Linked DNA regions of Homo sapiens: all the other regions are linked to region 2. The links are chromatin loops, found by intact Hi-C in ENCODE. Cell type or tissue: mammary epithelial cell. All regions are shown on one strand. Links, peaks and the distances in the headings refer to the core of each region. The heading gives the core; the rest is flanking DNA. Region 1 overlaps ECI2 (enoyl-CoA delta isomerase 2). Region 2 overlaps PRP4K (pre-mRNA processing factor kinase PRP4K). Region 3 has its middle 75 kb from the start of ECI2-DT. Region 4 overlaps ECI2-DT (ECI2 divergent transcript).

Evidence for each region. Peaks named below come from ENCODE experiments on the same cell type or tissue, not always from the same donor. Only the 100,000 strongest peaks of a DNase experiment are listed, where the experiment ranks them.
Region 1: it touches region 2 in a loop (5-fold over the local background); 41 of 110 quality-filtered maps call a loop at or near these places.
Region 3: a loop joins it to region 2, with 15 times the contacts of the local background. A loop is called at or near these places in 24 of 110 quality-filtered maps.
Region 4: it touches region 2 in a loop (14-fold over the local background); 85 of 110 quality-filtered maps call a loop at or near these places.

Annotation. Positions count from the first base shown.
Region 1 is chr6:4,122,509-4,129,978 of GRCh38, reverse strand. ECI2 (enoyl-CoA delta isomerase 2) reads left to right here. Exons shown (of 10, transcript NM_206836.3): 5 at 2,148-2,217; 6 at 3,742-3,844; 7 at 4,609-4,729. It also overlaps the pseudogene TEX56P. Among named protein-coding and RNA genes, the nearest start is that of ECI2, 9.3 kb to the left of the region's middle. RefSeq lists an enhancer at 3,730-4,024. In mammary epithelial cell, for the core only: a CTCF peak has its summit at 3,809; a DNase peak (open chromatin) is centred at 3,828.
Region 2 is chr6:4,052,245-4,059,714 of GRCh38, reverse strand. It overlaps PRP4K (pre-mRNA processing factor kinase PRP4K), which reads right to left. Exons shown (of 15, transcript NM_003913.5): 11 at 6,842-6,995; 12 at 3,280-3,394; 13 at 2,528-2,679; 14 at 901-987. Among named protein-coding and RNA genes, the nearest start is that of FAM217A, 23 kb to the left of the region's middle. RefSeq lists an enhancer at 226-520. In mammary epithelial cell, for the core only: a CTCF peak has its summit at 4,081 (motif pointing left); a DNase peak (open chromatin) is centred at 4,094; H3K27ac peaks cover 752 bases.
Region 3 is chr6:4,207,314-4,214,783 of GRCh38, reverse strand. No RefSeq gene overlaps it. Among named protein-coding and RNA genes, the nearest start is that of ECI2-DT, 75 kb to the right of the region's middle. In mammary epithelial cell, for the core only: a CTCF peak has its summit at 3,976 (motif pointing right); no DNase peak of the experiment used is centred there.
Region 4 is chr6:4,152,407-4,159,876 of GRCh38, reverse strand. ECI2-DT (ECI2 divergent transcript) reads right to left here. Exons shown (of 4, transcript NR_103764.1): 3 at 4,884-5,036; 4 at 2,492-4,396. The region is part of intron 2 of LOC124901246 (a long non-coding RNA gene); the gene reads right to left. Among named protein-coding and RNA genes, the nearest start is that of ECI2-DT, 20 kb to the right of the region's middle. In mammary epithelial cell, for the core only: a CTCF peak has its summit at 3,806 (motif pointing right); a DNase peak (open chromatin) is centred at 3,846.

The DNA of each region.
Region 1 (7,470 bases), core at 1,569-6,568, 71 kb before region 2:
ATAAGTATAGGGAGAAAGGAGAGAAGGACTTCATCTTAAACAAATTATCACCCAGCTCCGCTTTAAAGTAGCTGCTTCACTCGGTAACGTTAGTCTTTGAATCTCTCACTGAACTAGAATGATAATAAAATAACTACCTTAGCCCCTTCTTCTTGAAAAAAATTATAGGGAATTAATTGGATGCTTGGTGCTCAACTGGGACTAAAATTTCAGAGGACTATGACCATTGGGTCAATAACCTCCATTGTGGCAGAAAGAGCATACTCACTTTAAAATCATCTTCAGAATTTCATGAAGTAGGATATGTGTCATTCAACTAATAAAGCATTTAATGCTCAAACTTTATTTCCACTTTCCCCTGACTCATTTCTCTACAACTATAATAATAATAGCTACTCTGTACAGAGTGTCTAATGAGTGCCAGCACTCTCCACACAGAAGTTTATTTAATTCTCACAGGGAGCCTACTGTTATCATTACTTAACAATAAAATAATTAGATTAAGAAGTAACTTACTCAAGTTCACATAACAAATAAGCAGCAAAACCTAAATTGAAACCCTGATAGCCAGTCGTGGTGGCTCACCCCTGTAATCCCAGCACTTTGGGAGGCCAAGGTGGGCAGATCACTTGAGGTCAGGAGTTCAAGACCAGCCTGGCCAACATGGTGAAACTCCATCTCTACTAAAGATACAAAAAATTAGCTGGGCATGGTGGTGCGCACCTATAGTCCCAGCTACTCAGGAGGCTGGGGCAGGAGAATCTTTTGAACCGGGGAGGTGGAGGTTGAGCCAAGATCATGCTATTGCACTCTAGCCTGGGCCTCGCAATGAGACTCCATCTCAAAAAAGAAGGAAGGAAGGAAGGGAGGAAGGGAGGGAGGGAGGGAGAAACCCTGATAATCCATCTCTTAATCCTGGTCTCACCAGTTGGAAGGAAGGAACCCTGATAATCCATCTCCTAATCCTGGTCTCACCAGTCGCCCTGCTGTGTGGTGTTATCATAACTATAATAATGATAGAATGAGTTCCTTATCACTTCCCTCAGGAGAAATGCTTAAACGCTTATTCATGTACAGTCATCCCTTGGTATCCGATGGGGATTGGTTCCAGGACCTCCGTGTGGACAACAAAATCCGCGGAACCTGAAGTCCCCCATAAAAAGGCATAATATTTGCATATAACCTCTATATACACTCCCATATACTTTAAATCATCTCTAGAGTTATTATAATACTGAATACAATGTAAATGCTATATTAAATTGTTGTTATACTGTATTGTTTAGGGACTAATGATAAGAGAAAAAGCCTGTACATGTTCAGTATAGATACAGAATTCTTTTCCAGGTATTTTTGATCTGTGATTGGTTGTCCATGGATGTGGAACCCGTGGATACGGAGGGCAGGCTGTTTTATGTAAAGTCCATGTGTCTTTTCCAGTATATTTGTATCTATAAGTATCAGCCCTCTTCCTCATTTCTTTCCCACACTGAAATCTCATCTAAGGTTGAAATTGCACCTGTTTTAAATGCATTAAAAGCTATATAGCTGCTTGTCCAAGATTTTCAGAAATGTTGCTGATTTAAAATTTTGAGCCACCTTCCTTGAATACCATTACAGTGTCTTGAAAATTCCAGCCTTTTGGCAGTCACTAACACTTCCCAGACTGCCAGGGGCTTCCTTGAGGTCACAACAGAGACGTTGCTTTGTAGAAAGTTTTCTCTGACCACCTCCCACTCTGCCCACACTAGATAAGCCTCAGCACCTCCTCTGAGTTCCCTGCTACTTTGTACTTTCCAACCCCCTCCTCATTTGAACATGTTAATTCCAAATTGAACATGTTAAGTCCTCTGTTAATTCCAAAAGCTCAAGGACTATTTCTTTCTTGGTCCCTTTTGGAAAAAAAGTGGTTTATAGCCTGCAGCTCCTGCCATAGCACCAGGTACATAATATGCACCAGGTAACTGTGAAAGGAATAAAAATTCCTTCAGTTATGTTGGTCCACCTTTTTGGTTATAAAATACAACCAAAATAAATGTTAGGCACTTTGCTGAGAGCAAGCTTGCAGCCTGACATTTGTTGAGTCCATTGATTGATGATTCCTGTGTTCAGAGTTCTTTTCTTTTCCTTGTCTTCCCATTACACAGATGTATCATGAAATTATGCGTGCACTTAAAGCTGCCAGCAAGGATGACTCAATCATCACTGTTTTAACAGGTAAGACATTTTCTCAGGCATCCTAATTAAATTTCTATTTTGAGGGGCCTCTTAATAGATAGGAAATTGAGTTAAAAAGCTCTAAGACCTGGAGGCCGAGGCAGGTGGCTCCCGAGGTCAGGAGTTTGAGATGAGCCTGATTAACATGGTGAAACCCCATCTCTGCTAAAAATATAAAAATTAGCCGGGCATGGTGGCACACACCTGTAATCCCAGCTACTCAGGAGGCTGAGGCAGGAGAATCACTTGAACCTGGAAGGCAAAGTTTGCAGTGACCCGAGGTCGCGCCACTGCACTCCAGCTTGGGTAACAGAGTGAGACTCTGTCTCAAAAAAAAAAAAAAAAAAAAAAAAAAAAGGCTCTAAGATCTTTTCCAGTACTGTCATACTCTGATTTATAAATATACAAAAAATGTTTAAAAAAACACAGATACCCACTCCTTCGCAATTACCCAACATCAATTAAGACACATATGTCCACCAAAAGACTTTTACAGGAGCAGACATGGTAACCTGATTTATAACGGCCAAAACCAGAAAACAAATGTTCAAAAACACATGGATGAATAAACAAATTGTTGACTATTTGTACAATGGAATACTCAGCTATAAAATGGAATAAATGATATACACAAGAATGTGGATGCATCTTTAAAACACAGTTCAGCAAAATAAAGACAGGAGTGTACATACTGTATGAGTCCATTTGTAGAAAGTTCTACAGTAGACAAAAGTTCTTCTCTGTGGAAATTGAAGTCAGAAAGTGATTGCCTTGGAGCAGGTGGGGTGGGATAGCTAGGAAGGAGCCTACGGGAAACTTTTGGGGTGATGGAGATGTTCTGTATCTTGTTTTGGATGGTGATCTTGTGGGTATTTAAAATTATTAAAACTCATCTAAATGAACATTTAAAAACTGGTTGTTTTATTGTATATAAATTGTACTTTAATTAAACACACACACTCAGAAACATACTTTCAGTGGCTCTTAGAATAAAGAAAAAACTTCCTCATGGGATCTACAAAGCACTGTCAGGTCTATTCTGCCAGTCCTCATCCTGCACCGACTTCCCCCTGGCTTTCCCTGAGTCAGCTACAGTGGCTCTTACTTCATCTACAGTGGGGATAACCTCTCCAAAGAGCCTTTGCACAGGCTGTTCCTTTGTGTAAACTGTTCTTCCCAGCCCTCTTTTTCTAGCCCACCTGGCCTCTCCTTCAGATCTCAATTCAGTTGTCGCTTCCTTAGGAAAGTTCTTTCCTGAACTCCCTGATTAGACCAACCCTCCTGGTACATACCCTCATTTCATGACGCACCACTCCTCTATTTCAACAGTAGCATTAGCTACATTTATCGGTGTGTTTTTATAGATCAGTGTCCAGCGTACTCACTAGTTTGTAAGTTAGGGCAGGAACCATTGCTCGTTCTCCAATGTATTTCCCTTGCCTAACCATAGAGTTTGGCATGCAGTAGATACTCAAGAATTATAGGATGATTGAATGAGGGATCTGTTGATTTTCTTACTTATAGGAAATGGTGACTATTACAGTAGTGGGAATGATCTGACTAACTTCACTGATATTCCCCCTGGTGGAGTAGAGGAGAAAGCTAAAAATAATGCCGTTTTACTGAGGTAAGAGTTACTGACCTTTGTCTGATCCCAGAGGGCCCGTTCTTAGTCATCAAAGTGGTATTTAGTTGAGCAAAAGTGCAATATCTGCTTCTCTGTGTCAGTGCAGTTAATTGTGACTTTGGACAAGCATATTTCTCTAAACTGCCTCCATCCATAGGTGGGCATTCATTCTTTCTCTTTGACCTCTGTTACCTGTTCATCCTGCTGGTCTCATGAGATTTGACTGGAAAACATAAAAGTGAGCTATAGTTGTAAACAAAATTATCTTGCACTGAGGCAGAGGAATTTAGCAAATTCTCATCCAGCCAGAGGAATGGGAGATTTCCATGAACGCTGAAGGTAGGAGACTCGGAGGAGTCTTGTAAACACAGGAGGAGGTCATGAAGGCTTTTCTCTTTATTCCTGCCAAATCTGTAATTCCCACTTGTTGTGATATTGCAGCATGTGCTCAGTCACCCAACCTAATCTCTAAGACTGCGGCTGGTTTACAGCCCTGAACTCACTGTCCAGAATACAAGATTCAAACCAGGGTTGACCCATAGGTCTCACTGGTTGGTCTTCCATCCACTGCCATTCAGACGGATGCCCTGGATGAATCTGGTGCGGAAGACCAGGGAAGTGGCAGGACAAGGAGGCACTGCTGGTGGTGGCTGTGGAAACACCCAGCCTGACAGAAGGCTTTATCTCAGAGTCAGACTGTCTTGCCCATGCTTTAGTCATGCTGCTTTGGCACATTTAATGATTTTGTGTTTCCATTTCTGTAGGGAATTTGTGGGCTGTTTTATAGATTTTCCTAAGCCTCTGATTGCAGTGGTCAATGGTCCAGCTGTGGGCATCTCCGTCACCCTCCTTGGGCTATTCGATGCCGTGTATGCATCTGACAGGGTAAGTCAGCTCCTAGAAAGCAAGAGGTCAGGCAAGCAGCGCGAGATGAGAGCCTTTGAATCCTCCTTCAGCGTTGCCAGTCATAAGCAGGTTACATGTTGTTTGTGGTAGAATTAACTGAATTTAGATTTTTCCCAAAGCATTAGGCTGATTTGACTGATTTTATTTTTCCTTCATTATTAACTTGCATTTTGTTGTGAACATTGTTCCAACTCTGACTGTTCCGGATTCTAATCAAATTCCACAATAGGTATACAGCTTTCATGTTATTCTGAAAGATTCAGGAGACACTTGAAAATTTGTTATGGGAGGGAGGAATAGCATCTTTGCAGGTTGTGCAAGGGATTAGTTGATCCTTTTTACTGAGTAAATGGATTTAGAATTTTAGAAGGAGAAGGACCTGTGAGCATTATCTACTGTCACTCCCTCCTTTGCAGATAAGAAAACTGAAGCTCTGAGAAGTTCCTTGCCCAGAACACAATTCAGCCTTGTGTTCACCATTGCATTATACAGATTTTAGTTTTTATTTTTACTACAGTAGTAATATATATGTCATAGTGGAAAATAAAATTTTGAAAGATATGAAAAAGTACCAAGAAAAGCTACAAGGTAAAAATCACTCCTTATCTTGCCACCTAGAGATAACCAGTCCTAACGTTTGGGTTATTAACTTATCTTGTTTAACCAGTCCCTGACTGCTGGAACCCTAGGCTGTTTCCAATTTTTATCATTACAAGCACCTAATAACCACCTTTAGGGTATCAGATTGTCCAGTGACTTATGCTTATGTGATGGTAAACTGTGCTGATGATTGCAGCCTTCTAGGGAGCATATGGTTTTTACCACTGAAGAGATTTCTAGTTTTGTTCAGAGGTATTTTCCCCACTGATAGACAGGACCATATAATAGCATCCTTAATTCTTCGAATTTTCTTTTGCTGGATTCCATTGAACCAGATTGGATGTATTGACAGACCTAATTCTTATGAATAATTTTCCCACAAAATTAGCAAATGAGATTCTAGGTGCCAGGCTGCCCAGCCTTTGTAGGTAGAGGTTTCTGTTCAAAGGCAGAAATCAATGTCTTTGTTCACAGTCTGTGTATTAGATGACTGATTAGTCATTGACCTGCTTTTAACAGGGACTGGGTCAATGGTTCCTGACCTAAAATTGGGGATCTCATTCTTTAATACTTGGAGGGCAAATATTGTATTTGAATCTTGTTCTGATTCTCCCACTGAATTGAAAATTACTTTCAATATACATCATCCTTATTTTTTTTTTTTTAAGAGATGGGAGTCTCACTCTGTCACCCAAGCTGGAATGCAGTGGCACGATCTTGGCTCACTGCAGCCACCACCTCCCGGGTTCAAGCGATTCTCCCACTCAGCCTCCTGAGTAGTACAGGTGCGTGCCACCACATCGAGCTAATTTTTTTGTATTTTTAGTAGAGACAGGGTTTCACTGTGTCGGCCAGGCTGGTCTCGAACTCCTGACCTCAAGTGATTCGCCTGCGTTGGCCTCCTGAAGTGCTGGGAGTACAGGTGTGAGCCACTGAGCCTGGCCTGCATCAACCTTTTAAAAATGTTGATGACTTCCATCTTATGATATAAATTGTAATAAATGTTGAAATCAGAAAACATATATACATAATACATATAAAACATATCTATTCTATATATATTATAATATATGTATATTGCATATATATATTAAATGCTAAAAAATTTGGCCAAAAGTAAAATTTATTTGTCAAATAGTGTCTTCTGATAAAAGTTTACCCAACCAAACAAATCAAGCATCATTTAAAATAAAGGAAATTGAGGTGGGCAGATCACCTGAGGTCAGGAGTTCAAGACCAGCCTGGCCAACATGGTGAAACACCATCTCTACTAAAAATATAAAAATTAGCCGGGCTTGGTGGCGGGTGTCTGTAATCCCAGCTACATTGGAGGCTGAGGCAGGAGAATTGCTTGAACCCAGGAGGTAGAGGTTGCAGTGAGCCGAGATCGTACCACTGCACTCCAGCCTAGGTGACAGAGCGAGACTCTGTCTCAAAAAAATATATAAGTAAAAAATAAATAAAATAAAGGAAATATGCTAAAGGAAAAGGCTGTAGAAAAAATTGTTTTATAAGATTTACCATTATTGGCTTCAAGAATAAATATCATATTAAATGATGGGTTAATATTTAACCCATATAACCAAAATATTAATCAGTACATTTAATCTATTTTATACTGTGGGCAATGGTTAATAATGCCTATTAGCTCTGTCAGCAAATGATACATTTCCTGTATGAGTTAAGAAAAAGGTAGAAATCATAACAATAATAAATCTTTGAGTGGTCACTGTTTAGGCACTCTATTCACATGCATTATGTATATTATAAATATACGCATACACACACACATATTCACGTAATGTACAGAGTAGCCCGATGAAAGAAGGACTTGGCCAGGCACAGTGGCTCACGCCTCTAATCCTGGCACTTTGGGAGGCCAGGGCAAGTGGATCACCTGAGGTCGGGAGTTCAAGACCAGCCTGGCCAATGTGGTGAAACCCCTTCTCTACTAAAAATACAAAAATTAGCCAGGTGTGGTGGCAGGCGCCTGTAGTCCCAGCTACTTGGTAGGCTGAGGCAAGAGTAAGGCTGGGCAACAGAGTGAGACCCTGTCTATAAAAACAAACATTCTCCTCCAATGTGGCAAAAATAAGTTTTACAATCTAGGCTGGGCATGG
Region 2 (7,470 bases), core at 1,873-6,872:
AAGATCGTGCCATTGCACTTCACCCTGGGTGACAGGTGACAGAGCGAGACTCAGTCTCAAAAAAGAAAAAAAAAGTCAACTCCAAGTTAGCAATGAAAATTTACAATAAGATAAGCATGAGCTGTTTGCACTGTACTTTCCCTACCTTGAAGTGGTAAGTGACAGACATGTGAATAAGTTAATACCCTGAAGTATTATTAAGTGCTCTGACAAAGACAGGGACATATGCTATAATAATGGGACAAAAATAAGGAAATCATTACTTCAATCTGGGAGTTTTCAAAAGGCTCATACAGAATGTGTATTTCAGCTGAGGCTTGAAGATGATACATTTTTTAGGGGGTTGGGGGTGAGGCAGCACAGGAAATGACTAAGCTCAGGGAGGTCTGTTAGCAAAGGCACAAAGGTCTGAACCAGCACGCCTTCTGGCCAAATGTGGAAAGGTGGGGGTTCTGAATGTACTGAAGAGAGGTCTGAAAACTGAAGAAAGCAGTTGGATTTGTCATTCTGAGGAACTTAAATATTATTTCATAGGTAACAGGGAGCCAACAAAGGTTTTTAAGCAGGGATAGGAACATGACCAGATATGTTTTCAGAAACATCACTCTAGCAGCAATAAGAAAGCTGGATGGGAAGCCAGACCAAGAAAGTAATCCAAAGAAGATGTGACGAGGGCCTAAATATGACCTATAATAAAAATAAATTAATTATGCTAGAAAAACATTTTAAAATCCCTCCATCTTTTCCATGGTCTGATGTGTTTTATTTAGGAATTGGTCGACAGCAAAAAGGAAATACTTACTTTTGGGTTTTTGTTTTTTTTTTAATTCACCAGCTCGTATGATTTAGTACTCAGTTAACAATAAAATAACTATTGCATGCTGCATTTAAAACACTTACCCTCTCTGTTACTTTATCAACTTCTATGTACATGAAGTTGAGATTTTGATCAAAATGCTGATCTTTGAACACACCTTTTCGAATCATCTACAAAACAAAACAAAAACTTGGGTTTTGAACTATTATGAAACAGGCCTACTAACAATTTAATTAATATACAATAAGTCAAATAAGTATGTTATTTAGTCTCTGTAGGTTTGTTTGATCTCAGATTCCCTTGATCCCAGGAATTCATTAACATCTTTGCAAAAGCAAATACCAATGCTGTACCTAAAACTACTTAATAACATGAAATTATATTTGTCCAGGCAGTGACTTAAAACAATTATAACATCAAATTGTCCTTTCACTATTTAAAATTGGAGAGTCAACAAAGACTTTAAATTATTTCTTCCTAAAAATATCACAAAACTCAGGTTTTTTCTCCTTGGCAGTTAGGGAACCTAATGCCACTTTACTAATTATGTTCCAACAGCCCTGATACAGGTCAGACTTCATTAAAACTAATACCAACATAGCTCATTTTTATGTAACTTATTCTAAAAAAAGTCCAACCTAATAGAATTTGGACAATATGTACAAATCAGCCTGGTCAACATAGTGAAACTCCATCTCTACAAAAAAATTATTAAATAAATTAACTGGTTGTGGTGGCACATGCCTGTAGTCCCAGCTACATTGGAGACTGAGGCAGGAGAACTGCTTGAGCCCAGGGGTTCGGTTCAAGGCTGCAGTGAGCTATAACTGTACTCCAGTCTGGGACACAGAGCAAGATCCAGTCTCAAAACAACAACAACAACAAAACACAACTGAAAACCATACAGTTTTCTGACCTTTACGAAAAATGTGTAAATCTTTAGAAATTCAGCAAATAGGCTGAAATCTTAAAAAGCTAAGTTACAGCCGGGTGCGGTGGCTCATGCCTATAGCTACTCGGGAGGCTGAGGCAGGAGAATGGCATGAACCCGGGAGGCAGAGCTTGCAGTAAGCTGAGATCGCGCCACTGCACTGCAGCCTGGGCGACAAAGCAAGACTCCGTCTCAAAAAAAAAAAAAAAAAAAAAGCTAAGTTATGGCCCTCAGATACTTTAATAAATGCTTACATTCTTGCTTCATGTTAAACAGAAACTAGCATTATAGCTGAAGTATCAGCGGTGAGTTAGAAAGATATTAAATAAGAAAAGGTACCAAGAAAGGTACCTTACTTTCTCAAATAACCTCCAATCTTTAATAAATTAATTAACATCAAGTTCCTCTTACAATATCTAATATTCACCTATTCATTCTCTGACCACTAAGCATGTTCTTGTATTTTACCTAATTCAACTTACATCTTTTTCCATTCTGTCTTCCAAACATTTTGAAACTTTTACCCATAAGGGTGTATCCCCAAAATATTGCTGCTCTCTGTCCATCATTGAACAAGTTCTCTTATCCTTAGCGCTTGGCTGATTAGAACCACTAATTTAAAACACCAGAAAAGGGAAAGACCCTAAGAAATCATGATAGCCATCTACCCACCTTTCTGAAATTTTTGTTTTATAGCTCACTAGTGGTGAGCAAGTGTCAGCAGTCTTGTCAGTTAATAAGAAACTAAGACCTTAAAGAAGCTCATGCTAATGTCTTACCTTATTTGGCATCTTTCCTTTGAGATCCATTGCAAGCTTCAGCATATGGTTATTGGTTTTGCCAGGGAATAAAATTTTTCCAGTATAGAGTTCGTATAAGGTGCAACCTACAGACCACATATCTATACCATAGTCATAGCTTTTACCTATAACTGAAAACAAAATCAAAGTTTTAATATACGAGGATAGAGAAAACTGACGACTATTAATTTTTATTTCCATTAATGAGGGGCTGGCTACCTTAGCTTGGACTATAACCACAATCTTCATGCCTTAGTTTGACAATTAGTTTTGTGTTCTTTCCCACTAATTCTTAATAGAGACTCAAACTTAAAAACCTTAAAAAATGGAGGTGTAGGGGAGGAACTTAAAGGGCAAAAGAAAATATGTATTTCTTCTCTTTTCTCATTTCGCCTTTGGTGGAGGTGCTAATCAGCCTCAACCAAGGCAACAGGAAAAAACAAAGGTCCCATACAATCCATAAATGTGATAATCAGACCTTGAATAATCAAGAGCAGTCTTCTAAAGTCGAGGATTTTCCACAACTGTTTTGCTACTCTTGCCCGACATGATCAAGACTCCTGTCACAACTACCTTCATTCCACCTGAGGAGGATGAACTTGCTATGGTTCCCTTCCTCATGAATGAACTCGTGCAGCTGCTGAAGTGTGATGGAAAACAGTGCTTAGACATTAAGTATGCGGTTTCCACCACATATGATGGCCCAGGTCAAAGAACATTAAGAAACTTACTGATTTCAGGAGCACGATAAAATCTACTGACAAGATAAGGTGTTATGTCATTATCCGCAACATGTGAAGCCGACCCAAAATCGCAAAGCTTTAAAATAGTTTTGGATTCATTAACCTGCAAAACATTTTTTCAAGGGAATTTAATTCAAGCCAGGAATAATTAATACAAATAAATAAAAATTATTGGCTTTGAAAAGTTTTATTAATTCCAATACTGAGAACAAAGACATTCATTTAAAAATTCCTTTTCTATTTATTTTTAATTCAATTTCCTAACTATGAAAAGTTAATATGTATCAAATATTCATTACAATGAGTAAAAACTGTTTTCAGTGAGGAAATGGATATCACAAAGTACATTTAATTTTAACAACTGCATTTTTAAAAGGGTGGGGTACTGAGAGAAAAATCTAATTTCATGAAGCAAAGCATCTTCTAAAAAGACCCTGAATACCTGAATAAAGTCAAGTTTTATAACTAAGGAATCAGACTTAACTTTCAGTTGCCAGAGAATTACAATGGCAATGAAAGCAGAAGGGTGATTCAGAATAAACTTGGACAAAAACAAAATATTCTTCATCCGAAGCTGCTATATGATCCCAAATTTAGCAATCACTTCAAGTCTAAAAAATATTAAATCCCTCAAATATAAAGAAGGTATTAGTCAAGAAAATGTTAAATATATCTGGCAAAACTGATAAACATGAACTCTATATTAGTCATTTGTTTCTTTTTTCCTTTGTAAATACTTCAACATACACAGTAATAGTGACATCTGCTGAGAAAGGCTGGAGTTGCTCCCATGACTGCTGCCACTCATGAGTCAGAGGCATGTTCAGGATTAACAAGTGAAGATAATTCATATTCCAGAGTCCCTTCCCCCCTTCAAAAGAGACACACACAAATTCCGAGTTGGGACTTGAACTTGGCCTACTGCTCCCACCCCAAAGCAGCATAACACTATAGCCTTAGGCAGTCTCTATGGGGAGACTGGACTATTATAAATGATATCCAGAGTTAAGCTATTAATAGGAACAGAAATGATTATTTTTAACTCCCACATTGATTACTATTCTTTTCATCTTGGGAATCAGAAAAGCATCTTAAAATAGAAAAGTTATTTTAAAACTTTTTAAAGTGTAAGCTGAATTCAGCTACTTAAGCAGTTTCAATACCCACAGAAAACTTAAGAACCATTTTAAAATTAGAATCCATCAGTGGAACTCTTGGGCTGGCTAAAATGCCTTAAAGAATAGCAGGGTATCCATACTCATATGCACTTCAGTTTGCTACACAACTTCTGCTCCTGTCATGAGGAATGTGGTACTTAAACCACACTGATACCTGAAATTACGAGCTAAAGGCTTTGGATTTTCATTAACAAAAATCAGCTCCGTCATTAAGGTCTATTTTTTCCTTCCCCAGGAAGACGGGAAAACATTTCTTAAATGTATGTGAAAACCTATACTAGTTTAGCATTAGGTTTTAAAAACAAGAGTTTCTTCTGTGACACTGGCAAATGTGTTATTCTTTAACCTCCACAATGGTCACAAAGACGCTCACTGTAAATGACCTTTTAAATTGTACATGTTTTGCATATTCTTTGACATGAACCATGTATTTCACAATTAAAAAACAAAAAATTGGCTCACGCTTATAATCCCAGCACTTTGGGAGGACGAGGCGGGCAGATCACGAGGTTAGGAGATTAAGACCATCCTGGCCAACATGGTGAAACCCCGTCTCTACTAAAATACAAAAATTAGCTGGGCGTGGTGGCCCCTGCCTGTAATCCCAGTTACTCGGGAGGCTGAGGCAGGAGAAATGCTTGAACCAGGGAGTTGGAGGTTGCAGTGAGCCGAGATCACGCCATTGCACTCCAGCCTGGTAACAGGGCAAGGCTGTGTCTCATAAAAAAAACTGAGGTAAAAATCAACTATGAAATTGGCCACACAAATTTATACTTCATTTTTAATGTACCTACCATTTCAATGAAATTACTCAGCTCCCCTAACTCCAAGTTACATTAGATATACAATACAATAATAATTCAGACCAAACATAAAAATGGAATACACCTCATTACTAATGTGGTTGTCTGGAAGGAAATAAAGGAAATATTTTAAGATATTAACAAAAAAGAAAAAGAAATATGAATTAAATAGCTTAGTTATTGATTAAAAAAAAACTCCTTAAACTTTAATGAGATCACCATTTTTTAAAGAATTTATCTTGGCCAAGCATGGTAGCTCACACCTATAATCCCAGCACTTTGGGAGGCTGCAGCAGGAGGATTGCTTGAGCCCAGGAGTTTGAGACCAGCCAAACCTCATCTCTAAAAAAAATTTTTTTTAATTAGGCAGTCACAGTGGCATGTGCCTGTGGGTAGTCCCAGCTACTGGGGAGGCGGAGGCAGGAGAACTGCTTGGGCTTAGGAGTTGGAGGTTACAGTGAGCCATTATGGCACCACTGCACTCTAGCCTGGGTGACAGAACAAGACCTTACCTCAAAACAAAACAAAACAAAACAAAAAAAACAAAAGAAAAAATCAAAAGTATTTATTTTGTTATAGCTCCAAGAGTTCCCAATAAAGAACACCTTACACGCTTAGCTTTTAGTCTTCAGGATCTCTCCTAGGCATCAACTGTAGGAGAACTGATAAAGAGAACCCATTTTAAAAAAATGAAATGCAGAATGTTACCAGCATATAAGCTGGAATTCTCCAAGTTGCGAACACGACCCAAACTGAAGGCCACAAAACAGGGTAAAGTAATGGGGCCAGGGAGGGGAGGAGTGTGTGTGTGCATTAATCACATCACTATGATAATATGTATGTATTTCAAAATTTTAAAAACATATACATTGTGAAATCTGCTGTTACCACCAGAAGTCACTAGTCGAAGAGAATTAAGGTTTCAAAAGGTGAGAACACATGGACACACAGGGGAACAATACACACTGGGGTCCGTCAGAGGCTGGAGGGTGAGAGATGGGAGAGGATCAGGAAAAGTGGGTACAAACCCTCCATGACACAAGTTTACCTATGTAACAAGCCTGCACATGTACCCCTGAACTTGAAAGTTTAAAAATAAAATAAAATAAACTTCAAAAGCGATGCCTTTAAATATAATACCTAACCACAACTGAGCTTTATTGTGTTTGAGCCCCCAGGAGCCACAGCTTAGGGAGCTATAAAATTAGCAAACAGAAGAGTACGGACACTCCTTATTTCAAAACAGCAACATGTGCAGCATTTTTCTAAAGATAACAGAAGAAACTCATTACTACAGTAAAGCATTCCAGGATTGGTGCACACTTTAAATCTATCAGTCAAAAGAGAAAAAAAGGGACAATTGTACATTTCCTTTTTCTTCATACTTGTCAATAAAATTTCACTGTCCGATTTCCAAGAAAGATAAAAAAGTATTAGTCATTTGAAATAGGTTATTAATATACTGAACTATGCTTCTAAGATGTCGTTTCTCATAGTAATAATATTACTGCTAGTAAGAAGTGAAATGTATGTTCAAGATGTACAGCGCAGCTTGGCTGTTTGACTTACCAGGATATTGTCTGGCTTGATATCTGCATGTAGGATATTGCATCTTTTAAGGAGTTTCAATGCCAGGAACAACTGCTGACTATAGGATCTTACAGCTTTAATATGAAGACCAACATCTTTACCATATTTTTTTAACACCTCTCGTAAGTTCATGCTTTTAGGAGAAAATTAAAAAAAGAAAACAAAATAGGAGTTAAAATGCAAAATGGAAATATAAAAAGGCAAAAACATTTGCAAGCATAAAGTAAAATCAAGCGCAAAATAAAAATATGTAAGAACCACCCCCACATTTGATAAATCATTTTATATTGAAAGGAGAGCATATCAAATTGTATGTATATAACACAGTTTCTGAATAAATTCAAATTTTCTAAATAGGTAAGAAGAAAGATATGCAAGGTAAAACTCCCATTTCGATTTTAGAATAGATTCACATCTGAAAACACAACAAAGCCACACTGTTGAAGATAAAAATTCCTTCCTTGAAGTATTTCATTTTAAGAGAGACTCTCTGTTGAACCCGGGAGGTGGAGGTTGCAGCGAGCCAAGACTGCACCACTGTACTCCGGGAGGAGCAACAGAGTGAGACTGTCTCAACAACAACAACAACAACAACAACAAAGACTAGC
Region 3 (7,470 bases), core at 1,318-6,317, 160 kb before region 2:
AACTTGTTGGGAACTGGAGCAAAAGTGACTCTTGTTATGCTTTTGCAAAAAGACTAATGACATTTTGCCCGTGCTCTAGAGATCTGTGAAAATGAACTTGAAAGAGATGATTTAGGATATCTGGCAGAAGAAATTTCTAAGCAGCAAAGCATTCAAGAGGTGACAGAGCATAAAGTTTGGAAAATTCACAGCCTGACTATGCAGTAGAAAAGAAAAACCCATTTTCTGGATAGAAATTCAAGCTGGCTGCAGAAATTTGCATAAGTAATGAGAAGCCAAATGTTAATTTCAAGACAATGGGGGAAATGTCTCTAAGGCATGTCAGAAACCTTTATGGCAGCCTCTCCCATCACAGGCCCAGATGCCTTGGAGGAAAAAATGGTTTCGTGGGCTGGGTCCAGGGCCCCCTGCTGCATGCAGTCTAGGCACTTGGTGCCCTGTATCCCAGCCACTCCAGCCATAACTAAAAGGGGCCAAGGCAGTACAGTTTGGGTCACAGCTTCAAAGGGTGCAAGCTCTGAGCCTTGGCAGTTTCCACATGGTGTTGGTCCTATGGATGCACAGAGGACAAGAATTGAGGTTTGAGAACCTTTGCCAAGATTTCAGAGGATGTATGGAAATGCCTGGATATCCAGGCAGAGGTGTGCTGCAGGGGTGGAGCCCTCATGGAGAACTTCTGCTAGGGCAGTACAGAAGGGAAATGTGGGGTTGAAGTCCTCAAACAGAGTCCCCACTGGGGCACTGCCTAGTAGAGCTATGAGAAGAGGGCCATCGTCCTCCAGACCCCGGAATGGTAGATCCACTGACAACTTGCCCCATGAGCCTGGAAAAGCCACAGACACTCAATGCCAGCCATGAAAGCGGTCAGAAAGGGGGCTGTATCCTGCAAAGCCACAGGGGCAGAGCATCCCAAGGTCATGGGAGACCACCTCTTGCATCAGCATGACCTGAATGTGAGACATGGAGTCAAAGGAGATCATTTTGGAGCTTTAAGATTAAATGACTGCCCTATTGGATTTCAGACTTGCATGGGGCCTGTAGCCCCTTTTGTTTTAGCCAATTTCTTCCATTTAGAATGGATGTATTTACCCAATGTCTGTATCCCCATTGTATCTAGGAAGTAACTAACTTGCTTTTGATTTTAGAGGCTCATAGGCAAAATGGACTCACCTTGTCTCAGATGAGACTTTGGACTTAGACTTTTGAGTTTATGCTGGAATGAGTCAAGACTTTGGGGGACTGTTGGGAAGGCATGATTATGTTTTGAAATGTAGAAAGGAAGTAAGATTTGGGAGGGGCCAGGGGCAGTATGATATGGTTTGTCTGTGTCCTCACCCAAATCTTATCTTGAATTGTAGTTCCCATAATCCCCACATGTCATGGGAGGGACTCAGTGGGAAGTAATTTAATAATGGGACAGTTTCCCACAAGCTATTCTCATAATAGTTAAGTTTTCATATGATCTAACAGTTTTATAAGGGGCTTCCTCCTTGACTCAGCTCTCATTCTTCTCCTTCCTGCCACCATGTGAAGAAGGACATGTTTGCTTTCCTTTCCACTGTGATTGTAAATTTCCTGAGGCCTCCCCAGCCATGCTGAATTGTAAGTCAATTAAACCTCTTTTTTTTTTTTCATAAATTATCTAGTCTCAGGTACGTCTTTATTAGCACTATGAGAAAAGACTAATACAAGGATGTTATATGTCATGGTGATGTTTTATCAGGCAGCACCTTTCCTATTTTTACCACCAGAAAACACAAAATAAGCACATTATTTCTATATGGGAACAAGTTAACCCTTGTCAGAAAGTAGAAGTTATTCTTGTTCTGCCAAGTGCTTGATTTTTGCACAGAAATTCAGAAGAAAAAGCAGAGGTAGAAAGATGATGCACAGAGAAGACAGTTACAGAGACACTGAGACAGAGAAAGCGGGCTTAGGGACATGTGATGTGTTGTAACAGACACTGAAAACCAGATTCTATTTTCATGACCCTTGGCACAGACATCACACCACTAACACTGGCACCAAGTCAGAATTGTAGCTGGCTGAAGGAAATATATCAAAGGTCAGAGACACATTATTGCAATCACATTAGAGGCACATTAGAGCACAATTAGAGGCACATTAGAGTTATGGAAACCTATTTGAAGTCTTCCCACAATCCATTAGAGTGGTACACCTCCAGGCCATATCACCCCCTCATTGGCATATAAACATAATTATCTGCTTATTGAATTTGAGTATACTGAAAGCTCTGTCCCATTCTGTTTATATTTAATCAATTTTCTGCAAAGATAAAAATTATAAGAGTAGGAACTGTGTGTGTGTGTGTGTGTGTGTGCGCGCGCGCGTGTGTGTATGTGTGCCTGTTTTGCAGTAGCTGGAGGAGGAAGGTGCTAGGAATGGGATCTTCCAATGGTTCTAAAACGTGGCTGCACACTAGAATCATTTGGGAAAATTTTAAGAATCCCAATGTCCATGCTCTCTGGACTCAAACCAAGCTAGTCAGAATCTCCAAGATAGGGAGGCAGCAGTAGTATTTAAAACTCCCTTGGTGATTTGCATGCATAGCCAAGGTTGTAAACCATTGTTTCCTCTCTGTCCCACTCATCTAACTTCTTGTTCATCTCCAAAACTATAAAAGCATGCCTTACTAACTCCTATATTTTAAAATCTTCCTTTGATTGGGGTTGAGACTCGGGACTACAGATTGAGTTTCCTTAAATTCACCATGGTATAGATTATGTTCTTCTAACTGCTTATTTTATTTATTAGTTCACTTTTTTTAGAGATCAAGTCTCACGTTGTCACCCAGGCTGGAGTGTAATGGTGCGATCATAGCTCACTGCAGTCTCGAACTCCCACCTCAGCCTCCTGAGTAGCTAGAACCACAGGTGCGTTCCACCATGCACAGCTAATTTTTTTAAAACAAATTTTTAGAGATGGGGTTTCGCATCTTGCCCAGGCTGCTCTCAAACTCCTGGCCTCAAGCGATCCTCCCATCTCAGCCTCCCAAAATGCTGGGCTACAGACATGAGCCACCACACCCAGCCTATTTGTTTTAATATAATAGAGCAGTCAAATAAAAAAAAAATTGGTTTCTAAAGGTAAGATGATTGGCCTAAAGCAGGAGTCATGGCTGCATCCTCTCTGGTCGTGTGGGTCCCATTCATTCTTTGCTTTGATGTACTATTGTCTGGTGTGCCCATCTCATCTCTCCAAAGAGGCTGCAAACTCCCTGAGGCGAGGCCACATCTGCCACCTGGGTCCTTCCCTCCACTTTGCATCATGCCTCATACACAGTGGGCACTCTACGGCCTTCTGATTTCACTAGGATATGTCACTCCCATTGAATAGCAACATTTAAAAACACTTTTAAAGTTTAATGTGCTTTCCTACTGCCTCAGTACATTTTTGTTCACATTTCTAACATAATCCTGACATAACTGCCTTCTCCACACACCCCTCTTGTGGTTTTCACCATACCTTACACCACAAACTCTACCTCTCCAGAATGTTTCCCCTTGGATTGGTTTCCATGGAAACCTGTCTCTGGGGGAGAAAAGTGTGTGTTTGCTGAAGGAGAACCATAAAGGCAGGTTGCCTCCTGGTGTAAAGAAGTCACCAAGGGAGATGGAGAGGGAGTTGAAGCAGAATTGCACCAACTCTAGTGGGAAGCTAATGCACTTCATGCCAGTTCAATCCTGTAGACACAGGGAGAGATTTGAAATCCCAACTCAAGGCAGAGGCAAATTAATAGGGTTGCCTTGTCACACTGAATTAAGCCTTCCAGTTTAGAATACTCCTATTCCAGGTCACTCAGTCTTCAGTGGGTGAGGCGGGGGGCGGGGGGCGGTAGGAGGAGAGGAGACTATACTGAGATTGTCAGTGGAGAGTGAGCCAAGGTGGCCCCAAGCAAGGCATGGGGCCTACTACTTAGAACAGAGGTTGGGGTGCAGTCCCCACACATGCCCACAAGGGGTCACAGTGATTCAAAATAAGGCTATTCCTCACCGCCTTCATGAGAAAAAACAAGAAACTGCCTTAGAGCTAGCAGTCTTCAAAGATACAAGAATCTCCTTGGTACATCAGAAAACAAGCTATGAGAGGGGGTGCAGAGGCCATGTGAGCAGAGCCTCCAAGTCTACTTGAGATGTGCGTACTATTCAGTAGGAGCCACAATTTAAGATGGAATGCCATAGATGTGTTACAAGTTTACTACACAGGAACAGGGATTGGTGACAAACTTTTCAATAAGCCACTCCAGTTACATGAAGTTACTCTCCCTGTTTCTTCTGATCAATCATTTAATAAACACTCGTGAAGCTTCCACCTAACCGTACACATGCAATGTGCAAGATGCTGAGAAATTAAAGAAAGTAAAGAATATTGGAGACCTCCCCTCCAGGAGCTCAAAATCTAAATGTGGAGATCGTTTTATAACCAAAGATGGTAATGGTTGTGGGATCACTCAGCTATTGGGGTGACCTATTTATCTGCACAAGTACTCCTGAAGGGAAACAATGACTTAGAGCACTAGTGTTTATTCTCAAACAAGGGTCCACAAGAGATGTTCCTAATTTGGGGAACTATCCTAGAAAAAAAAAACCACACACTTGCCTTTAAGTGATGTCAAGGTTCATAAGCTTCACTGTGACACAAGGTCTTGTGTTGGTCTCCCAAAATTGTTATTGTTCTCCCAGCAATATTCCAATGGTCCACCAAACAAGCTGGGACTTTGGACACCAAATCAGTTAAGCCTCATTTTTTAAGCCCTTTGTACCATGTAAGGCCTGAGCACTTTAGCAAGTCAGGAGACTAAAGTTTAGAAATCAAAATTCAATTTACTATGCATAAAATAGTCAACTGGAGTGGACCTCAAATAGGTTCTAAATCTGTAACACTCAAATTCCAAGTCCTGATTTTTATATATTTTATGTATTTATCATATTAAATTATATATTATATTAAAATTAACTGGATTTTAATATAATTGACTCTGCCTCTCTTTGACCCCTTGTTTTGCTTCCTCCTTCAACTGCCTTTTCTGCTCTCCCATTCTCACAGTAACTATGACCATTTGGTCTACTATATACAATGTTTTTATTTATTTTATTTATTTCCATTTATTATTGTACTGTTGATGTTACCAAAACTCCAGAGGTTTGGTCTAGGCCCTGATTCTTGCTGCACAGAAAGCCAATCACTGAGATGCCAAGTATTGCCAAGGAAGAAGTATTAACTAGGTGCTGCAGCCAGGGAGATGGGAGCTCAGTCTCAAATCCATCTCCTTGACTTACCAAAACTAGGGGTTTATAGAGCACCGAGGAAATGTAACAATGTGTAAGAAAACAGGAACTAGGGTGGGGCAAGGAGGTGTTTGGTGCAGTGATCTGCTGAGTTTCAGTTCTTTGATACTTCCCGAAGGTCCTTTCCTGAGGAAGGAACTCATAAAACAGATACAAGTTTCAAGCTTTAACAGCAGAAGGGTGTTTCTATGTTTATCCCAAAACAACTGTCTATGGGACTATTGGGCCCATTTCATTGAGGAGATATTGCCATGGTGATACTGAAACATGTTTGTACCAAGATTTGGCTACAATAAACTTACAGGTTCTTAGCATGCCTTCTAGGGCCATTTCATCTATTTCTGAGATTCAGTAAATCCAAAGAGTGGTTGGGTATCCTTCTATCTCCTGCATCTGTGTGTTTTACAGGTGAAGCAAAGCCAAATCTACTAGATTTGAGGACTTAGCAATACATAGTTCAGGGGAAGAACCTTTTGAAGATTTTTGTGGTTGACATGAACCTACTTGCCCAACATATTCCTGAAGGCTTCCCATCTAGCCATGAGATTGGCATGGAGGGATAGTTATGGGAGTGACCTTAGGTGGTGTTATCCAAATTTCCTTCAATTCAACTGTTGAGAAATTCCATTTCATAGGAATCAGCTATAAGCAGGGGCTGCACAAGTGAAAGAATATATTGACTACTGCGTAGGAACTGTAAGTTCTTGCCACCTGATTCTTAGAAGAGTTGCACTTATTAATTTGGAAGGAAAGTCTGGCCCTCACCAAATCACCCCATTGGTAATAACTGGAGGAAAAAAGAGAAAGAAAATAATGATAAAGATAATAGTAGAACTCTCATTTGGCCAGTCATACTTATTGCAGGCCTACTCTATGCCAGGCACTGGGTAGGTACCAGAGGCCACAGAATTGTCACTTTGGGCTGATAAGAAGGCAGAAAGTCAAGAACTGTACAGCAAGAACATCTTTAAGACTGCAGAGGCAAGGCAAAATCAGAACCCAGAATAAATGGAAGATAAAAAAGGGCTTAGAGAAGCTGGAGCTCCCTGGAGAGTGGTGCCACGGGTAACTCTGAGTATGTCCAGATGGCCTGAGGAAATGGGAGACAAATGGATAATTCTAATTCAGTGTGGCCAGTGCTATTTATAGAGGCAGGAACAGGGTGGTGTGCGAGCACAAAGAAGAGAAGTTATTCCCTCATCCTCAGGGAGAAGATAGCAAGAAAGTCATGAGTTTTGCATTTAACAGTGATGGCCCCTGATGGCCATGTGGAACCCCAGGAGGCAGATGAGACTTGCTCAGAAAGTTGCAGAGATACTGCTTGTGGCACCATGGGATCTGTCAATGGCCTGCAGAGGTGCTCAGGTGAAGGCAAACCTACTGTTTCAAACTCTTACAAAAATTGCTGTTGGATGTCCAGGAAAATAGTGTTCACAGGCAAAAAGCACAGGTTTAAAGAGGAAAATCTACATGCAAACATGGCCTAAAAGTATTTAACTCCTGGGTCTCTGCCACCACCTTTCAATTATCTGAAAAGGAATCCCTTGCTCTTTAATTACAGTGCTTTGGAGTCCACAGGGCTTTCCAATATAGTTACTTCATGTGGTTGGAATCAGGGCCCTTCCTTGGAATAAAAGTGTAATTTAAAACACTAGGAACAAGAAAGGGAGCTAGGAAAGCCATGGGGCCCCCAGCTCTGCACCCTTAGGCACTCGCTGCTGTGCCTGCTACAGAGGAGTTCAAGTAGGGGATCCATGACCTCCCCATAGAGGAAACTCTAAGGGGCAATGCTGGCCAGTTTGCTGTTTAGATTTAAATAACACATAACATTGTACCCAAGAGCCTTCCCAGGAAAAAGTAAATGAAAATCATTTTCTAAAGTCTGAAAATGGCCAGGCACAGTGGCTCACAACTGTGAGGCAGAGGCAGGAGGATCCCTTGAGCCCAGGAGTTCGAGACCAGCTGAGGCAGTATAGTGAGACCTCATCTCTACAAAAAATTTAAAAATTAGCCAGGTGTGGTGGTATGTGCATGTAGTCTCAGCTACTTGGGAGGCTGAAGTAGGAGGATCACTTGAGCTTAGGAGGTTGAGGCTGTAGTGAGCTGAGACAGTATCACTGCACTTGAGTCTGGGTAACAGAGAGAGAAAGAGAGAGACGCT
Region 4 (7,470 bases), core at 994-5,993, 100 kb before region 2:
AGAATGTCTATTTTCAAGATTTTCATTAAAATTGTTTTAAAATTTTATATGCCGTCTCTATAAATATAAATTTCCTTCTGTGATTTCTGTGAAGCTGCAATCTCTGGATTGTCTTCTATGTTTATTTTGAATGAGGGAATGCGACAAGCCTTTATCACGTGCCAATTATGAGGCAGGAATGGTGCTGGGCGCCAAAACCATCAAGACGTTCACAGCTCTCAGACACCAGCGATCAAATCAGAATCACGCTGTCAGTGCTTTGGTAGAAGCACCCAAAGGGACTTTGAGAGCAGAGGAGAGAGAATTCTCAGTCAGGCTGGGGCATCTGGAATCTTCCAGAAGCTGCATTGTGGAGGGTGAGAGGTGAGTTGATTTGGGGTTTTTTATTACAGCACAGAATCTGGCTCTGACGAACTCAGGCAAGATGGAACCACATTTGAAAGAATCTATGAAGACAGACTTGGCAAAGGCAGGAGTCACGGCAAATCAAGGGATCTGGCTAGCAAGGACTCACAGGTAACCCAGCTGGAGCTGCAGAGCTGACTGAATGAGCTCCTCGCACTTCATGTCTTTTTTTTATGTCACTTCGGTCACATTTCCAAATCCCAAGATGAGGATCCAGGGGCCTGGGCTGAATGACACCCCTTTCCTTTGGCCAGGAGAGGACAGAGGGTGTTACTGACACCCCCACAGTGTGGCACAGGATGGTGGAGAGAAATGTTCCCTGAAGAATAAGGAGAAAGAGACGCTGATAGTAAAATAAGAAATGATCAGTAAAGTGAAAATTAGTTAAGTGAGGAGGTAGGGAAGAACATTGCAATTTTATGGAAATACAGTTGCTTATATGATTGGAGCAAAAGCCTAGTGTCAGAGAGCCATAAGAGTTAGCAAGATGAGTAGGCAGGGGTTGACCTCAAAGAACTTCCCGGGCCAGGCCACAGTCTATACCCTCTCCTGACAGACTGGAGAACCACTGGGAGGTTTGAGGCAGGAAAGAGACATAATGAGATTTGCATTTTTAAAAGATCCCTGGCAGAGATGGAACTGGATGGGAGGAGGTTGAGCTACTGGAAGCCGCTTCAGGATCTAGGGGTACAAGGTGAGCTCTTTTTTGGACACGTTGAGTCTGGTCTGAGGTTTTTCTTTTTGAGATGGAGTCTTGCTCTGTCGCCCAGGCTGGAGTGCAGTGGTGCGATCTCGGCTCATTGCAACCTCCGCCTCCTGGGTTCACGGCCATTCTCCTGCCTCAGCCTCTGGAGTAGCTGGGACTACAGGCGCCCGCCACCACACCTGGCTAGTTTTTTGTATTTTTAGTGGAGACCGGGTTTCACCGTGTTAGCCAGGATGGTCTCGATCTCCCGACCTCGTGATCCGCCTGCCTCGGCCTCCCAAAGTGCTGGGATTACAGGTGTGAGCCACCGTGCCCAGTGAGTCTGAGGTTCTTATGAGGCTTCCCAGAGTCTTCATAATCCAAATCCTACCCACTCCCAATTATAAATAACAGCAAAAAATAATAAACAATATTATTCCCTCATTCATTTATTCATCAAGCACTTAGTGACCACCTATAATGTGCAGGTGTTGGGAACATAGCACATAACAATTTCTCTCTGTAAGGACTCACAATCCAGCGCAGATAAGTGAACACAGGAATACAGCACGATAATGTTCTGCTACAGAAAGAGACTGAAGTAAATTTCCTCTTTTGCTATGAGACTTAGGTGGAAAGAAAGAGTAGTGATGATTTTAAATATTATGGTAGTCCCGAAGTCATTCTCTTGCATCCCCAAAACTGACATACTCAACTCTTCAAATATCTTTAATTTTTACATTATGAAAACATAAAATTATCCAAAAAAATTCTTCCTCCACAATTCCTTTTAGTTTCCACTAAATAGTATATTTATATTCACACATGAAGATATATTACACTGCTGAACACCAAGTAACTGAGGAGAGGTTGCAAATAGCTGGAGTAAACAGCAAATTGATTAAACCATAAGTTGATAGAAAGTTCAGACGTTGCACAAACCGTGATCGCTCTCACGACCGACACCAGTGCAGCCCTGGGAGCACATCTTAAGTCAGCAATCTGGCAACTCCCCTGTGGCCACCTGTTCCCCTTGCTGTTCTCAGTCCCAGGCTCTGGACTTCATATTCACAGGCACACACACATCCCTGCAGACATCTGTTTTCAAGAAATGGTGGTGCCAAACTCCTCCTGGGAAATGTGCTGAGAAAATTCCTCTATCCGTGAGCTGTGAAGAGCAGAAAGCAAACGGGAGGGGAGGGCCCTTCCAGCTGCCCCGCTCTTGCCCGATGGATGGCTGCCGTCCACCTGACGGCACCCATTTCAATGACAGCCGCTAACATCTTCCAATGCTTCCCTGGTGTCTTGCTGTGACAGTTAATTTTGTGTGTTAATGTGGCTAGGCTGCATTGTCCAAACATTTGGTCAAATGCTATTCTGGATGTTTCTGGGGTTTTTTTTCAATGAGATTAATATTTAGATGAGTAGATGTTGAGTAAAGCAAATGACCCTTCATAATATGGGTGGACCTCATCCAATCAGTTGAAGGTCTTAATAGAACAGAGACCGACTTCACCTGAGCAGAAAGGAATTCTGCCAGCAGCCGGCCTTTGAACTCAACGTGCAACTCTTCCTTGAGTCTCCAATGTGCCAGCCCACTTCCATCTTGCAGATTTTGGACTTGCCAAGCCTCCAAGATTTTATGGGTCAGTTACTTAAATCTGTCTGTCTGTCCCTCTGTCTCTCTGCATCTCTCTATCTTGTTGGTTCTGTTTCTCTAGAGAACCCTGACTAATATACTTGGCTCATCTTCAGCTGTGTGTCCAGATGTTTTGCCCCCAAGACCTGTAGTCAGCCTCTAGGGCCTCAATCCCAGCACGGTTTCTGCACCTGCCGCGCCGTGGTGTGGAAGGAAAGGTGAGAAGAAGGTGGGCTGCAATGGCACAGCAGTGCTGGGCAGGAAACCTCACGCTCAGGCCTTATGTGAGCCTTTCTGCCCCTAATGCCCTCCTCAACCCGTCTATGAGAATGTGAGGCTTCCAATTGTGCTGCACTTAATTTGAAAGATTGGCAGAGCAAGACTGTACCAGAAAGTTCCCATTGAACCCTGGCCATCGACGCAGCCCCTATAAGGGGTCAAGAGCGTGCCAGCCCCTCGCCCCTCTGCATTCATCAGCATTGGTTGAGTACATGCTGTGACTGACCGGTGTTGGTACAATGGGCACAGAGATTAATAAGACACAGCCACTGCCCCCAGGGAGCCAGAATTTCATGTCCCTTTTCTTTTATTCTTCCACAAAACTGGAAACATCATCCAGACATGAGAATTTCAAGATTTTTAAAAAAAATCCTTTCAGAAACCACTTAAAGGGAAAACCTACTGATCACCAACTGAGGGCTGAATTTTGACAGCCCCTAACATCCAGGTGACTATACCCAGGGGCATAACGGAATTCAAGTGCTAAGGAACCACAGGCATTTTAAAGATAAATTTAGTGGCATTTTTAGGCACTGTTCTTAAGCCTGTCTGTTCTACTCCCTGAATTGGGGGCATAGCTTTTAGGTTCTTGAAAGTGAGGCTACATCCATTACAGGTCAGATTCTTAAAAAGGGATATGCATAAGAGTTTATAGAGTTTTAAAATATATATGTTTTTAAATTGTAGCCAAAATAGAGCACTCAGAGGTAATTACAGGCTTCCTTTAGAAGCAAACGTGGTTCAAAACTTCTTTCCCAGGAGGCTGTGTAGTTGTATTCACATTGTCGTCACTAGGTGGCAGCAGAGGGACTTCTGTGACTTTCAACCATTGGCTTTGGAAGGGATGGCGGAGGGGAGGCAGCTGACTCAGACTTCATTTTAGTGTAGGTGAGTGTGCGGCGTTTTCTCTGGGCAGCAACTATGTTAAACCACCATGGTACCTATTAATGTCAAATAAGTACCCCACAGTATAGAATTGATTTTAATACATCATTATCAGTATGTGGCCAACAGGGAAATTTGCTAGATCTCAGATGCACTTTGTCTCCATTGTGTGGCCTTTCCTTGGTGTTTTTGAATAGTAGAGATAATCTAGTTTTAAAGCTGGTACTTTTGTGAATGTGTACTTTCATACTCCATGTCTCAGGTACCCCTAGAGGACTCACTTAGAATATTAAGTGAATAATATAGAATAACCCCAGGAGTATTCACTTCTCTCTTCTCAGGCTGCCTTGGTGCAGACAAATATATTGTCCCCAACTTCCTGCCTTGTGCCCCAAGAAGTCTTACTAAAATGGTACATATGGAAACAGCAGAATGTGACTCTGTTCTCTGTGTCTGGAAATGAATGGATCAACCCCCAGTTAGGGATGCTGTAGAGATGTTTCCTGGATTGAGAAAGATAAATATTAAATTAAAAGGTGACCGAAGTTCCTTCTAATTCTAGGATTCCATTACTTATAAACATATGGCAATTACAATAAACTAGCGCTCCACAGTAACTCCCAATGAGCCCGCTTTGGGGATACCCTCCTTAAGACACGTTCAGATCATGCAGTAGCTACAGTTTATACCACTCAGCCTTGAGCTAGAGGAGCTGCTCCACCAGCCCCTTCCTCTGTTTTCTGCCCCTGCATGGGCCCTTCCTCCACGGCCTTTATCACTGCATGGTCTTACATTTACTCGGGTGCTTGTTGCATCAATGTCTACCTCCTATCCTTCACTGAAAGGTGCAAAGGACAGAGACTAGGTCTGTCTGTGCTCAGCACTGTATCCCCAATACTTCACAGAGTAGGAGCACAATTGTTGAATGAATGACTGCATGCCAGTCCCCCTTGGGACTATCACTTTTCAGAATGGAAACCATCTGCAGACCTGGGCATCTTCATGTCCATTTCTCAGTTTCTGAGCTGGTTCTGGCTTTCTGCAGCTCAACCTGGTGCTCACAGGAGAGCTTGAGAACTCTAGAGAAGCAGGTGATTGGCCCTCTGAGTAAGGTTCCTTCCAGCAAAGTTTACACCGTTTGACCTGCCAAAACAAAGACTTGACTTGAACTGTCCCATCACATTGTAATTCCAGGGTCTTGGGCTGCCCCTCCCATTCAGAAGAGAGTTCTTTATGTCTGCAATAGACCCACATCCCTCTCCATCTTTAACTAGAACCATCAGAACACTGCCACTTTTGTTCTGCTTCCAAAATTCCCAAAATGGGTGATTTTGCCCCCAAAGGACTCACATACCAGTGTAGCCCTAGTGGGAAGCAGGACGGAGGGCGTCTCCCAGGCATATCAGACAGCACAGGGGGAAAGGATGCCAACACATGTTAGGATATGACCTGATGTGACCTAATATGACCCTTGACAGGTTCTTACTTCACATGTTGGCTTTAGTTTCTTCGTCTGTAAAAACAGAAGGTTTGGTCAGATAGCATCTCAAGTCTCTTCCACTCCTGAAAATCTGTAATTATGCCTGGGTCATGTGGCTCAAGGGCAACTACCCCATCCCAGGTGAAGATATCCCATTTCTAGACACACTAGTTTGAAGCCTGCTTCAGTAGATATATTTCAATCCCCAAAGAAACTATAAAATGATAGGAGCTTTTCCCTAGATTTTCTAACCTTCTCCTTAACACATTATGGCTGAATCTCTTACAGATGTTTCCTGACAGATCATAGTGAAATTACCTCTCAAGAATGATAACAATCAAATGGAACTTTGTCATTTTTTAATTTAACATTCACTATTTGGAGTTTCCTCAAGGATTTCCAGAGGCCTACATGATTATGGCACAATGGGTAACTTTTCTGGGGCCCGATTTTAGTAGCAGATGCTACGCTGAGCCGCTTGGCCAATCGATGGGCCTGCCCACCTCCAGTCTCCACAGGGAGACGCAGCCCTGTTTTTCTCTGCTTCCCTTAGCATACTCAGCGACCATCATGAAGTGATAAAAGTTTCACTTCTTTAATGAAAACAGCACCCAAAGAGAGTCTAGTGTTTATGTTGGTGACGAACGTTGAAAGAAAGTGAATAGCTGTAAGAAAATGACAGTTCTTCCAGAAAGTGGAAGTTTTAGCTAATTATGGCATGGTAGTAGCTCTAGTCTTTTAAGGGAAAGAGAGTGTGTGGGAAATCCCTCAGTATTTTTTTTCTCTCCTTCTTCTCCACTCTCTGGTGCCCCAACCCTCAGGCAAGCCCACAGCAGGCTCGGTGCAGCAGCAAAAGAGGCCAGCAACAGGAATCTGCAGGAGCTACAGCTCTGAGGGAGAGAAACCTTGCTCTCAGTTCAGAAGAACCGCAGCTCCAAGAAGGTGCCACAAACACTGTTGCCTCTCTGTCTTCCTCTCTCTCTCTCTCACCCTCTCTCTCCCAGCACTGCTGTAAGGCAGTCACAGAAGTGGGTAGTTACTGGCTGGACAACCATAAAATAAAGCCTCAGGGAACCAGAGGTGCTAAGGAGAGAGCAGAGAGAGAAGAGTTTGGGAAAGCATACAGCATTATCCCCAGAGAAGTAAAAATAAATAAATAAATAAATAAATAAATAAAATAAGAGTGTCTGGGAAAGGAACTCCATAAAGAGGTTTATGAACTCCTGGCTAACCCCTGGCCTGAGCATGTCTAAATCTGATCCTAATTGGCATTCAAAAGACCTTGAGGACTGAGCTTAAGAGACAGGTCTCCCCAGGTTCCAGTCTGACCTTTTAGGTAAGGAGCACTCACGGGGGGCACCCAATTGGGAATGATCTGAGTAGCATTGAAAGGCTTTGAAAATTGAACTAACATTGGAATTGCAGCTCAGAGAAGGTGGGTTGAAATGTGAGGCCTGAACTTAACCAGGTCAAGTGCCCGCCAAAACAAAAATGTCAACATCTTCCATAGGATTTAAACAAGACCTGAAGTCTTATATATAATAATCAAAATGTTCAGGGTACACTCAAATAGTATTCAGCATATAAAGAACCATGAAAACCTCAACATGTATGGGAAAAGTCAATCAACAGATGCCAGTGCCATGATGACACCAATGTTGGAAGTATCTGACAAAGCTTTTAAAATGCTTGTATGAGCAATCTTGAACACTCTTGAAGAAAAAGCAAAAATACAAGGTATCATTAAAGAAATAGAAGATATACAGGACAAAAATCAGAAATTTTAGAGTTGAAAGCACAATAACCAATATTAAAAAAAAACAAACACATTAGCTGGGTTCAGTACCACAAAGGATGTGACAGAGGAAACAGTGAACTTGAAGATACATCAAAAAAAGAGGGAAAAAAGGTTGAAAAAAATCTAGTAGAGCTTCAGGTACATATAAGACAATAATAAAAGTTCTAATGTTTGTGTCTCTGGAGTTTTAGAGGACAAGAGAAAGAGTGCAGTGCTGAAAAAAAGTCTGAAAAAACAATGGCCGAAGACTTCCCAAGTTTGGCAAAGGATATAACCTACAGATTTAAAAAGCTGAGTGA